2 separate regions of the Homo sapiens genome follow, and region 2 is linked to region 1. Evidence: read pairs that join two places in POLR2A ChIA-PET (ENCODE). Cell type or tissue: MCF 10A. All regions are shown on one strand. Each heading gives the region's core, and the rest is flanking DNA. Links, peaks and the distances in the headings are about the cores only.

Region 1 (5,652 bases), core at 361-5,360:
AATATATTTGTGACATTGGATTTGGCAATGACTTATTGGATATGACACCAAAAGCACAGGCAACAAAATAAAAAATTGATAAACTGGACTTCGAAAAAATTTTTGAAGTTTGGTGCACCAAAAGACACTATCCAAAAAATGAAAAGACAACATTCAAAATGGGAAAAATATTTTCAAATCATATATTTAATAAGGATCTAGTATTCAGAATATCTAAAGAACTTTACAATTCAACAACAAAAAGACAACCCAATTTTAAAATGGCCAAAGAACTTGAACAGATATTTCTCCAACAAAGATATACAAATAGCCAATAAGCACATGAAAAATGCTCAACATCATTACTCATTAGAGAAATTCAGTCAAGCCACAATGAGATGCTACTTTACACCCACCAGAATGGCCATAATGAAAACAAAACCAAAATTAACAAGTGTTGGTGAGCATCTGGAAAAATTGGAACCCTCATCCATTGCTAGTGGGAATGTCAATTGATGCAGCCTCTGTGGAAAACAGTTTGGTGGTTCCTGTAAAAGTTAAACACAGAATTATAATATGACTCAGCAATTTCACTCCTAGATATATACTCAAAAGAACTGAAAACAAATATTCAAACAAACACTTGTACATGAGTGTTTATAGCAGCACTATTTATAATAGCCAAAAGGAGGGAGAAACTCAAGTGTCATTGATGGACAATGGATAAACAAAATATGGTTTACCCACACAATGGAATATTATTCAACCATAAAAAGGAATGAAATTCTGATATATGCCATAATGAAGATAAACTTTGAAAACATTATTCTAAGTGAAAGAAGCCAGACACAAAAGGTGACATATTATATCATTCTATTTATATGATTCTCCTTATACAAAATAAATAGAATAGCTCAGTCCACAGAGACAGAAAACAGATTAGTGGTTGGCAGGGGCTAGAGGGAGGGGGAAATGACTACTAATAGACTGGGGGCTTCTTTGAGGGGATTATAGAAATGTTCTAAAAATCAGATAGTCGTGACAGTTGCACAACCTTGTGAATATATTAAAAACCACTGGGTTGGACACTTTAAAAGGCTTTTTAATATATGTAATTTATATCCCAGTTTTTCAAAAAAAAAAGAGAATCTATCATAGAAATATATATCACAAAAGTGAATACTACCGCTTGTAAATAAATTTTTTAAAGACCATTTATAATAGCAACCAAAAACCATAAAATATTTAGGAATAAATTTGATAAAATATGCGCAAGGCTTCTATACTGGAAACTATAAAACATTACTGAGAGAAATTAAAGAAGATCTAAATAAATGGAAGGATGAGTCAAGTTTATGTTTCAGAAAACTCAATATTAAGATACTCATTCTTTTCCAATTGATCTATAGGTTCAATGCAATTCCAATCAAAATTGTAGTAGGCCTTTTTAATATATATATAAACTTTTTTATAGAAACTAATAGTCTGATTTTACCATATGTTGTGCTGTTTAAGTAGCCAACAGGAAGCCACTTCAGGCTCTGGGAAATCTTTGTTTTATGGAAATGAGCAGCATTAGAACCTTCAGCTAGGAGTGGATGAGTTGGATTTTGCTTAACTCGGGGATCCTTTGATTCACTAGTTACTACTCAAGGGAAAATGAGGAAACAGCCCAGAGAAATGAATACTATCAGATCATTCTCTAAGTGTGGGCCATACTCAGAAATGAGTTTGGAGATGTTGAAGTCACTCAGTAGCTCTATGGCTTCTTTGATTGGCTGATTGTTTTGTGAGACTTCTAAACCTTGTTTCCTCTTGAAATGCCAAATCCATTGCTAACTAAATGAGACAACCCGTAAGGAGGACTTGACAAAGCATACAGGACACTCAGTAAAAGCTGAGCTGCACCCTTCCTGGACCTGGCCTTTTTGGGTCAGGTTTTCTGTGTTGACTCATACACAGATGAAGGTCGTGCTCTGGACAAGGAAGAACATAAAACCAGAAAAAAAGCTGGCAAAGAGTAAAACACAGGGGATGGGGACCAGGACCGAGATAGGAAGAAGCCCAAGAGACAGATGAGCTGCAGACATGACAGGGAAAACAAAACAATGAGATGCTAAGATTGCAGAGTTGGGCAGGTCTGCATGACAGGGTTCATGGAGTATATTTCAGTTTTTCAAAGACCGTTGCCAGGACTTTTTTTCCATTTATTTCTTTATGGCTGGGTGCAGCGGTGACTCATGCCTGTAGTCCCAGCACTTTGGGAGGCGGAGGCAGGCCGATCACTTGAGCCCAGGAGTTCGAGGCATGCCTGGGCAACATGGCAAAACCCTGTCTCTACGAAAAAATATAAACATTATCCAGGTGTGGTGGTGCGTGCCTGTAGTCCAGCTATAGGGAGGCTGAGGTGAGAGGATTGCTTGAGCCTGGAAGAGGGAGGTTGCAGTGAGCCAAGATGGCACCACTGCACTCCAGCCTGGGTGATGGAGTGAGACCCTGTCTCAAAAAAAAAAAAAAAAAAAAAGAGAAAGTATTTTATAATTTGAATGGTATTACAATGTGTTATGTACCACAAATATGCAAATCAAGACACTAATGTTATATTTTGAGATATCTGTACTCAGAACAAGAGAAGCTTCTTCCCAAATTTCCCTTTGAGAGCATCTCTCCCCTTCTCAAATCGTCCCTCTCCCCATAAAACAATGGCAGCTCAAGAAACATTTGATGGATGAAAATCAGACACATATTGATAACCTCACCAACTACTGCAGGAAAGAATGGGCTAGGCTTTGCATATGCACGATGAGGTATGGAATCTACTTGTTTGGTTTTATTGCACCTAGCTATCACCGGAAAGCACTGCTTCTTTATCACAATTCCTACAGGGTAGAATGTGGTGGAGTAACTGGGCATTCTGAGTCATTTCCAAAAACTCTTTAAAGGGGTGTTCTGCAAATAATACTATTTCTTAAGGTAGGAGCAACTTTCACAATCTGTTCAAGTCCTAACAAGTAATATATTACATTTTGAATCAGAATAAGTCAAACCAGAATTTTTAAAGTACATATTAATAATAGTTCTTGTGGATTGTGTAATAGTTAAAATAGCAGTTAAAAAAAAAAGAAAGAAAGAAAGTGGATTTCCCACTTAGTAACTAGTTGATACTTTATCGTAACTAAAGTTTGAAAGGCAGCATTTGGGATTCATGAGTAAGATTTTCTTCCATGACACCTGACCAAGCAATTGCTGCTCCATTCTTTCCTGCAGTAACCTTTATTATGATTTTAAAATAAACTTTGAAATTTAAAACAGTTTCAGATTTACAGAAAAGTTACAAAGATACTACACAGTTCTACAGCTCCAACGCCAAGTTTCCCCTATTATTCACATCATAACACTAGTGTGACACATTTGTTAGAATTAACGAACCAATAGTGATATGTTGTTATTAACTGAAGTCTATAGTTTATTCAGATTTCCTTATGTTTTGCTTCGTGTCCTTTTTCTGTTCCATGGTCCCTTCTAGGACACCAGATTTCACTTAGTTGTCATGTCTGCTTAAGCTTCTCTTGGTCGTGACGGCTTTTCAGACTTTATTTTTGATGGCCTTGTCAGTTTTGAAGACTACTGGTCAGGTACTTTTTAGAATGTCCTTCAGTTGGGATTTGTCTGATGTTTTTCTCATAATTAGGCTATTGGGTGTTGGGAAGGAGACCACAGAGGTGAAATGCCATTCTCATCACATCCTATCAAGGGTACACGGTGTCAACATGACATCACTGTGGGCATTAATAGGATGATTTTTTTTTTTTTTTTACCTTACCAGGGAAGCATGGAGCTCCCTGAAGGATGAGCCAGACCTCAGTTTCCAGGCATATGTGGGAGAGGCTGTGGGGAAAGGGGCTTGAGCTTCAGATTCAGTCATGGAAAAGGGAGAGAAACCCGACCAGGCAGAGATCATATGCCTGCTGGGAAGCCACAGTGATTTACACTGCTGAGTGGAGAATTGCTGAGTAAATATTGCTTCCAAGGAGGGAGGATGTGCCCTGCTGCCTGCTCCCACCCAGTGCCTGGTAAGTGGATGCCCAAAAAAGCTTTTATCTATGCTGCAAGGAAGCCCAGGAATCCTGTGGGTGGTGGCAGTGGTGGTGGTTCAGGTGGGAGTAATTTATGAATATAAGTATTTGCTTAGGAGGCAGAGGTTATGTTTAAAATGTGAGCCTGTTTAAGGGAGCAACCTAAGTAAATGAAGGCAAAAGCATTACATAGATATGGCCCAAACCAGGCTGGTAGGAGAAATGTGCCCGAGGCTTGACTCCATGGGTTAGGAGCCAAAGGGGATGGATGTACCCCAGGCTAGCCTGGAAAGGGATTAATTCATGGGCTGCAGGGCCCCAGAAGGCAGGAGCCAGGTGGGGTAGTAATAAAACTGTCTGTGCAGCCCAGTGGATGTTGGCCATGCCTCCTCCCCAAACCCACTGTGGATTGGTGACAGAGGGATGGCATTTCCAGTCTTCTTCTTGCTCACCCTCAAGGACTCTGTGCAGTATGCAGGCCAGGATTCTCTCAGGCTGTGGGTTTCCACATGTGCTTCTGCATGGAAAGTCCCCTGGCTGCTGCAGGATGTCCTTTGCAGAGCCCCATCCTGTCCTCCTTATCGCAGCTGCAGGCAGCCTGAGCCACATTCCTCCTGCCTGAGTCACTGTTCCAGGCCACAGGCCACCTTGCCTCCAGCTTGGCCTATGGACCAGGCCACTGTCCATTCCATCATTTGCCAGACACTGTGGAGTGTCCCTGCCCTTAAGGTCTTACCCTGGTGACCATGCAAGGCAACAACTGTGGAGCTGGGGGACTGCCAGGGTTCCATGGAGGAAGGCAGAGGGCAGAGGAGGGGACGGGGGAGCCTCCTGGAGGAGGCGACTGCTGAGTTAAGTGCTGGGGAAAAGGGAGTGTTCCAGGTAAAAGGGGATAGGGGATGAGATTGCCACATTGTGGGAAATGAAATGTTGTGTTGAATGAAACTCATTTAAGGAGACGCTAAGCCAGAAATGTTAATGGGATTAAAAAGGACTCTTCTATACCTAGGATGGAGTTCTGAGGATGGTGATGCTAGGATACAAAGTCTTGATCCCTTTGTTAGGCTCTTCTCTTCAAAAAGTGGTGGGGGGCCGGATGTAGTGGCTCACACCTGTAATCCCAACACTTTGGGAGGCCAAGGCAGGAGGATCACCTGAGGTCCGGAGTTTGAGACTAGCCTGGCCAACATGGGGAAACCTTGTCTCTAATAAAAAATACAAAAATTAGCCAGACATGGTGGCACACACCTGTAATCTCAGCCACTTGGGAGGCTGAAACAGGAGAATCACTTGAACCAAAGAGGCGGAGGTTGTAGTGAGCTGAGATCGCACCACCGTACTCCAGCCTAGGCAACAGAATGCGACTTGATCTCAAAAAAAAAGAAAAAGAAAAAAAGAAAAGGCAGTGGGGTTAGGTGGTTGGGGATCCCAGGGAAGGAAAGCGAGGGCACATCCTCCTAGACACCTCTCCTCTTCCCAGTAGCTTCAAGACAAGCTTGGACTATGTTCCTGTGCTGCTTGGGCTGATGGCCCAAAATTGCTGAGCCTCAGCTTCCCCCAGGGTTAAACTGGAAGCAATAGTGCCTGCCACAGAGGA
Region 2 (5,652 bases), core at 361-5,360, 69 kb after region 1:
ACTTCCCCCCCTTCTCCTCCCTGCCATCCCCTTCACACACAAGCTCTTTTTTCCCTCTGGTGTAGTTCGACCCTATAGTAATTTCTTTCTAATTCAGATCAGTGTGCCTGTGTTACCATGGCAACCTGCTGCTACCAAGGCTTCAACGAAGTCACTTCTCCCCTATATTTTTAATAGAAAATCTGCACTCTACATCTTGTCCTATCCGACCTGCTACTGCCAGTTTGAACAAAACTCCAGCCCCAGTTTCCCAAATGTCTTTAAGTATTTTTATACATCATCAATTGAGTTAATTCCAAATACATCCATGCAATTTTCTCCATGGGGGTGTACCTGGCTTTCTCAGTGAGGGGTGGACAAGTTGAATTTGTACTTATGCAGTGGGATTGACAGGAGCTGAACAGTGAATACTGAAGAGGGAAGCGGCTCGGGCGGAACTGCTGCTGCCTCACAGGGAAGGCAGGAGCAAACCAGAAACCCAACCCAAGGAAATTCTCCAGGCCACATGGGTCAGGCATGAGCTTGTGAAATCTCCAGCCATGGAAATACCCAGAACTCAGCATACTCTCCAGGCCCTTCTGAGCAGAAGGTCGCAAGTCTGGTGCAGAGGAAATGAAGCAGCACACACTTTGGAGTCAAGCAGATTTGAGTATTATTTTCAAGTCTGTCGTTGAACTAGCTGTGCTATGTGAGCTTGGGCTAGTTCCTTAACCTCTCTGACCCTCGGCAGTTTATCTTTCAGAGTTACTGGGAGAAACACATAGGCTAATGCATGTAAAATGGTCTAAAATAGTTCTCAGTCAGCACATACTTGGTAAAGAGTAACTGCCATTATTACAGTTATTATAAGGAAAACCCTCTGAGGAAGCATCGAGATACAAAGCCAGAGCTTGGGCTCAAGAGGCATATACCAAGATTACCAAATAATCAGGCTAACTGCAGCGCTGATAACCCAACCCGAAAACACAGTCCAGACACACCAAGATTCAGGATGTAAGCAGTAATTGGGAGCAACAGCACCAGGTCTCGTTACAATTACATGCTGTCATAAGAGCAATAAGCTAGAGTTGACCCGCAAATAAACCACATGTTAACTGCTTCCAGGTCCTCTCCTCTTCTCCTTGGCCTGTTTGCAGCTGATATATGAGTTAGGCAGGCCAAGAACTGGAATGGAGCAGTGTAAGGGAGAGAGCTTGCATTTATTCCATATGGGAGAGCCAGGTGTGACCCAAAGTCAGGTCCCTGCTTGGGCCCAGAAAGGAAGGCTGGGTACACACAGAAGGAGCCATTTGACCTGAGCTGGTTCCAAAGGACTCATGAATGTAGGACTGCTTCCAAGGCTTTGAAACTCCACCTCAAAAAATATGGCATGCAGATGACTATTAAATAGTCATCTATTTGTATCATCTATACATCTTACACCTGTAATCCCAGTGCTTTGGGGAGCCAAGACAGGAGGATCACTTTAGACCAGGAGTTCGAGACCAGCGTGGGCAACATAGCAAGACCCCATCTCTATAGAAAGTAATAATAAAATAAAAAATTAGCTGAGCATGGTGGTGCACACCTGTAGTACCAGCTACTTGGGAGGCTGAGGTGGGAGGACCTATTGAGCCCAGGAGTTGGAGGCTGCAGTGAGCTATGAGCATGTCCCTGCACTCCAGGCTGGGTGACAGAGCAAAACTCTGTCTCAAAAAATAAAAAGTCTTAACGGAGTGCATAATAGAATGTTAAGACATTTTCAAATGTAAAGAGTAACAGAGACCAGATCAGCAGTGCTGTACATATGAAGAGTGTAAGAAAACAGCCACTAGCTCAGTGACCCCTTCTGAGATGTGTAAGAGGAGCTTGGAGAAGAGCAAGTCAAACTAGTGGTGGTTCCTTCTTTGGAGAGTTGTTTCCTAGGCAGCAATGACAGGAAGCAGGACAGGAAACTTGGCATGTATCTGTTGGAAGGTCGTGGGCTGAAGGTGAGACATTGTGGCTAACGCTGCCTCCCATGATGGAGGAAGAAGAGGCATGTCTCGGATCCTCCTCCAAGTCACGTGCAGCCTGGAGCTGGGCTGGTGTCAACTAAGTGCTGGCTCTGCGGAGACTCTCATTCAGTAGCTGCCTGGAGGGAGCAAGTGAAGCTCTTTCCTATTTGTTTTGAGCTTTAGAAAAGATAAAGCAAACAGGCTGGGTGCAGTGGCTCATGCCAGTAATCCTAGCACTTTGGGAGGCTGAGGCGGGCATATCACTTGAGGCCAGGAGTTCAGGACCAGCCTGGCTAGCATGGCAAAACCCCGTCTCTACTAAAAATACAAAAAATAAAAAAATAAAAAATTAGCCAGGCATGGTGGTATGCGCCTGTAATCACAGCTCTCCAGGAGCACAAGAACTGCTTGAACCTGGGAGGAGGAGCTTGCAGTGAGTTGAGATAACACCACTGCACTCCAGCCTGGGCAACAGAACGAGACTCTGTCTCAAAACAAAAACAAAAACAAAAAACAGCAACAACAAAAATGAAAAGATAAAGCAAACAAGAAGTAAAGAGTTGTGTATAAAGCACTTGCAATCCTCTAAGAGCTAAAAATAGCATAAGGCTACTTAACACCCAAATAACTGCCTGGCTGCTGGGGACCCTGCAAGCTCTGCACTGAGTAGGAGGAAAAGAAAGGAGGCAGAATCATCTCCTAACAGACAAGTGCTGTTAGCAGACGAGGTCTAAAGCTGTGCAAGCTTCAGGAAGAACAAAAACCAAACACTTGGCTTCAAGCCCCACGAACCTGGGAGGCGGAGGTTGCAGTGAGCAGAGATTGCGCCACTGCACTCCAGCCTGGGAGACAGAGTGAGACTCTGCCTCAAAAAAAAAAAAAAAGAAGAAGGTGAAGGGGAGCTACCATGTGCAGAGAGTACATGGTAAGAGATCAGGGAAGTGGGGTGGGAAGATGTCATGTTCTTTTTAACAACCAGCTCATGCAGGAACTAATAAATGCCCAAGGGAAGGCATTAATATATTCATGAGGGAACCACTCCCATGACTCAATCACCTCCCATTAGGCCCACCTCCAGCATTGGGGATCAGATTTCAACATGAGATTTGGAGGTGACAAACACCCAAACCGAAGCAAGCTCCAAGAGAAGCTGTCTCCTTCTGACCTGAGGATGGGAAAGGGAGCCCATAAGACTCAGAGAGAGTGGGAGACATTCCCCTTTATTTTTAGTCATTTATTTTATCTCCCACCCAACCCTCCAGGAAACCCCATGGTGGTGACAGTGATAGTAACAGCAGCAGCAACTGAAGAGGCACCTAAAATTCTGAGGGAGTAGAACCCTTCTCTCTGACCAGAGGGACTATAGTCCGAAGAGCATAGAGAAAATTTGAATTGTTTTTTGTCTGTGTCTATTCTCCCACTGCTTGGCTTTGGAGGAAAGATGCAGTCAGAAGTATGCTACAGAGTTGGGAAGCTAAATTTTCAGTTTCTAGACGGAATACCAGGAGAAGCAATCCCTGGAGGCCAGAACATGTCACAGAGATCATGGTAAAGAGAAAATTCGAGAAAGCAAACCCCTAAAGTTATGTATGAGCATGTTGGCTTATTCCAGGAATATAAATGCATTGGTCTGACTCTAGACAGCATACCAAAAGTTTCAAGAACTGAACTGTGAACTAGGCAACCACCTGGTTCCCAGATCGGTCACTGGGAGGTAGACAGTTGAGGACATGTCTGAATATCACTGTAAAAACTTGGAAAACTGAACTGATATTAAAACCACAGCCCACTAAAGGCAGGTGAGACATGGGTCCTAACCAAGTTCATTGCCTGCTGAAACAAACAAACAAATCAACTTTCTCCATAAGAATCAATTAAGATCAGAGTCTCAATACAATATTCAAAATGTCCCAAATGAAGAACCAGAAGAATCTCAACAATTCATAAGGATAAACATAACCAAAAGACATCAATCACAAGAAGACACATATATTAAAATTACCAAAGATTTTAGAGCAGCTATTACAACAATGCGCCAATAAATAAGAAAGAACAGTCTTGAAATGATTGGAAAGATACAAAGTCTAAGCAGAGAGAGCCATGATATAAAAGAAGAACCAAATGCAAACTTTAGAACTGAAATATACAACAACCAAAACAAAAAATGTATGGGTAGTCCTCAATAGTAGAACAAAAATGGGAGGAAAGAGTCAGTCAACTTGAAGGTAGATCAATAGAAATTATTCAATCTGAACAACAAAGAAAAAAATTATTTTAAAAAATGGCTGGGCACAGTGGCTCACACCTGTAATCCCAGCACTCTGGGAGGCCAAGGCAGGTGGATCACTTGAGGTCAGGAGTTTGAGACCAGCCTGGCCAACATGGTGGAACCCCACCTCTACAAAAAATATAAAAATTAGCTAGGTGTGGTGGCGCACACCTGTAGTCCCAGCTACTCAGTAGGCTGAGGCAGGAGAATAGCTTGAACCTGGGAGGCAGAGGTTGCAGTGAGCTGAGATCCCACCACTGCACTCCAGCCTGGGTGACAGAGTGAGACTCAGACTCACAAAAAAAAAAAAAAAAAAAGAACAGTGTCGTAGGGATCTGAAGGACAACAACAAGAACAACAAACTCTAAATTTGAGTCATCAGAGTCCTAAAAGGAAAGGAAAAAGAGTGTGGTTTATAAAAGTATTGAAAGGAATAATGGCTGAAAGCTTTCAAAACTTAGTGAAATACTTAAACTTACAGATTCAAGAAACTCAGTTGTATTAGTTCATTTTCACACTGCTATAAAGACATACCCGAGACTGGGTAATTTATAAAGAAAAAAGGCTTAATCTGCTCATGGTTCTGCAGGCTATATTGGCTTCTGCTTCTGGGGAGGCCTCTGGAAACTTACAATTGTGGTGGAAGGCAAAGGCGAAGTGGGTACATGGTCACATGGCTGGCAGGGGAGAGCGAGAACAAAGTGGGAGGTGCTACACACTTTAAATCAACCAGATCTTGTGAGAACTCTGTCATGAGACAGCACTAAGCGGACGGTGCTAAGACATTAGAAAACACCCTCATGATCCAATCACCTCCCACCAAGCTCCTCCTCCAACACTGGGAATTGCAATTTGACATGAGATTGGGGTGGGGACACAGAGCCAAACCATAGCACTGAGCATACCATAAGGAAGATGAACCCAAAGCAATTCATACCCAGACACAAACAGATGAAAACTAAGAACAAAGGGGAAAAAACAGCCAGAGGAAAATAACACATTACATGTAGGAAAAAAATGGCTACAATGACTGGATTTCTCCTCAGAAATCCAGGTCAGAAGGCAGTGGAACATTTTAAACTACTGAAAGAAAATCATTGTCAGTTCAGAATTCTGTAACCAGCAAAAATATATTTCAAGAATACAGGTGAAATAAAGACATTCTCAGATGAAAAAAAAAACAAAGAAAATTCATTGTCATTAGACCTGCCATAAAAGAAATTCTTCAAACAGAAGGCAAATGACACCAGAGGAAAACTTGGAACTTCAAGAATGAAGAGTAGCAGATGTGATAAATACCTAATTCAGTATAATAAATTAGGCTTTTTCCTTGTGAATTCTTTAAAATATGTGTGATAATTAAAAAAAAATTAAAACATTGTTTAATGGGGTTTTCTTTAGCAATTG

Evidence for each region. Peaks named below come from ENCODE experiments on the same cell type or tissue, not always from the same donor. Only the 100,000 strongest peaks of a DNase experiment are listed, where the experiment ranks them.
Region 2: POLR2A ChIA-PET joins it to region 1 with 5 read pairs; 2 of 35 experiments call an interaction of 5 or more read pairs at or near these places.

What each region holds. Positions count from the first base shown.
Region 1 is chr18:35,454,442-35,460,093 of GRCh38, forward strand. All of the region lies in intron 1 of ZNF24TR (ZNF24 transcription regulator), which reads right to left. Among named protein-coding and RNA genes, the nearest start is that of ZNF24TR, 9.9 kb to the right of the region's middle. RefSeq lists an enhancer at 3,562-4,389. In MCF 10A, for the core only: no CTCF peak of the experiment used is centred there; DNase peaks (open chromatin) are centred at 2,190, 2,910 and 4,650.
Region 2 is chr18:35,523,933-35,529,584 of GRCh38, forward strand. No RefSeq gene overlaps it. Among named protein-coding and RNA genes, the nearest start is that of INO80C, 29 kb to the left of the region's middle. In MCF 10A, for the core only: no CTCF peak of the experiment used is centred there; DNase peaks (open chromatin) are centred at 2,759 and 3,049.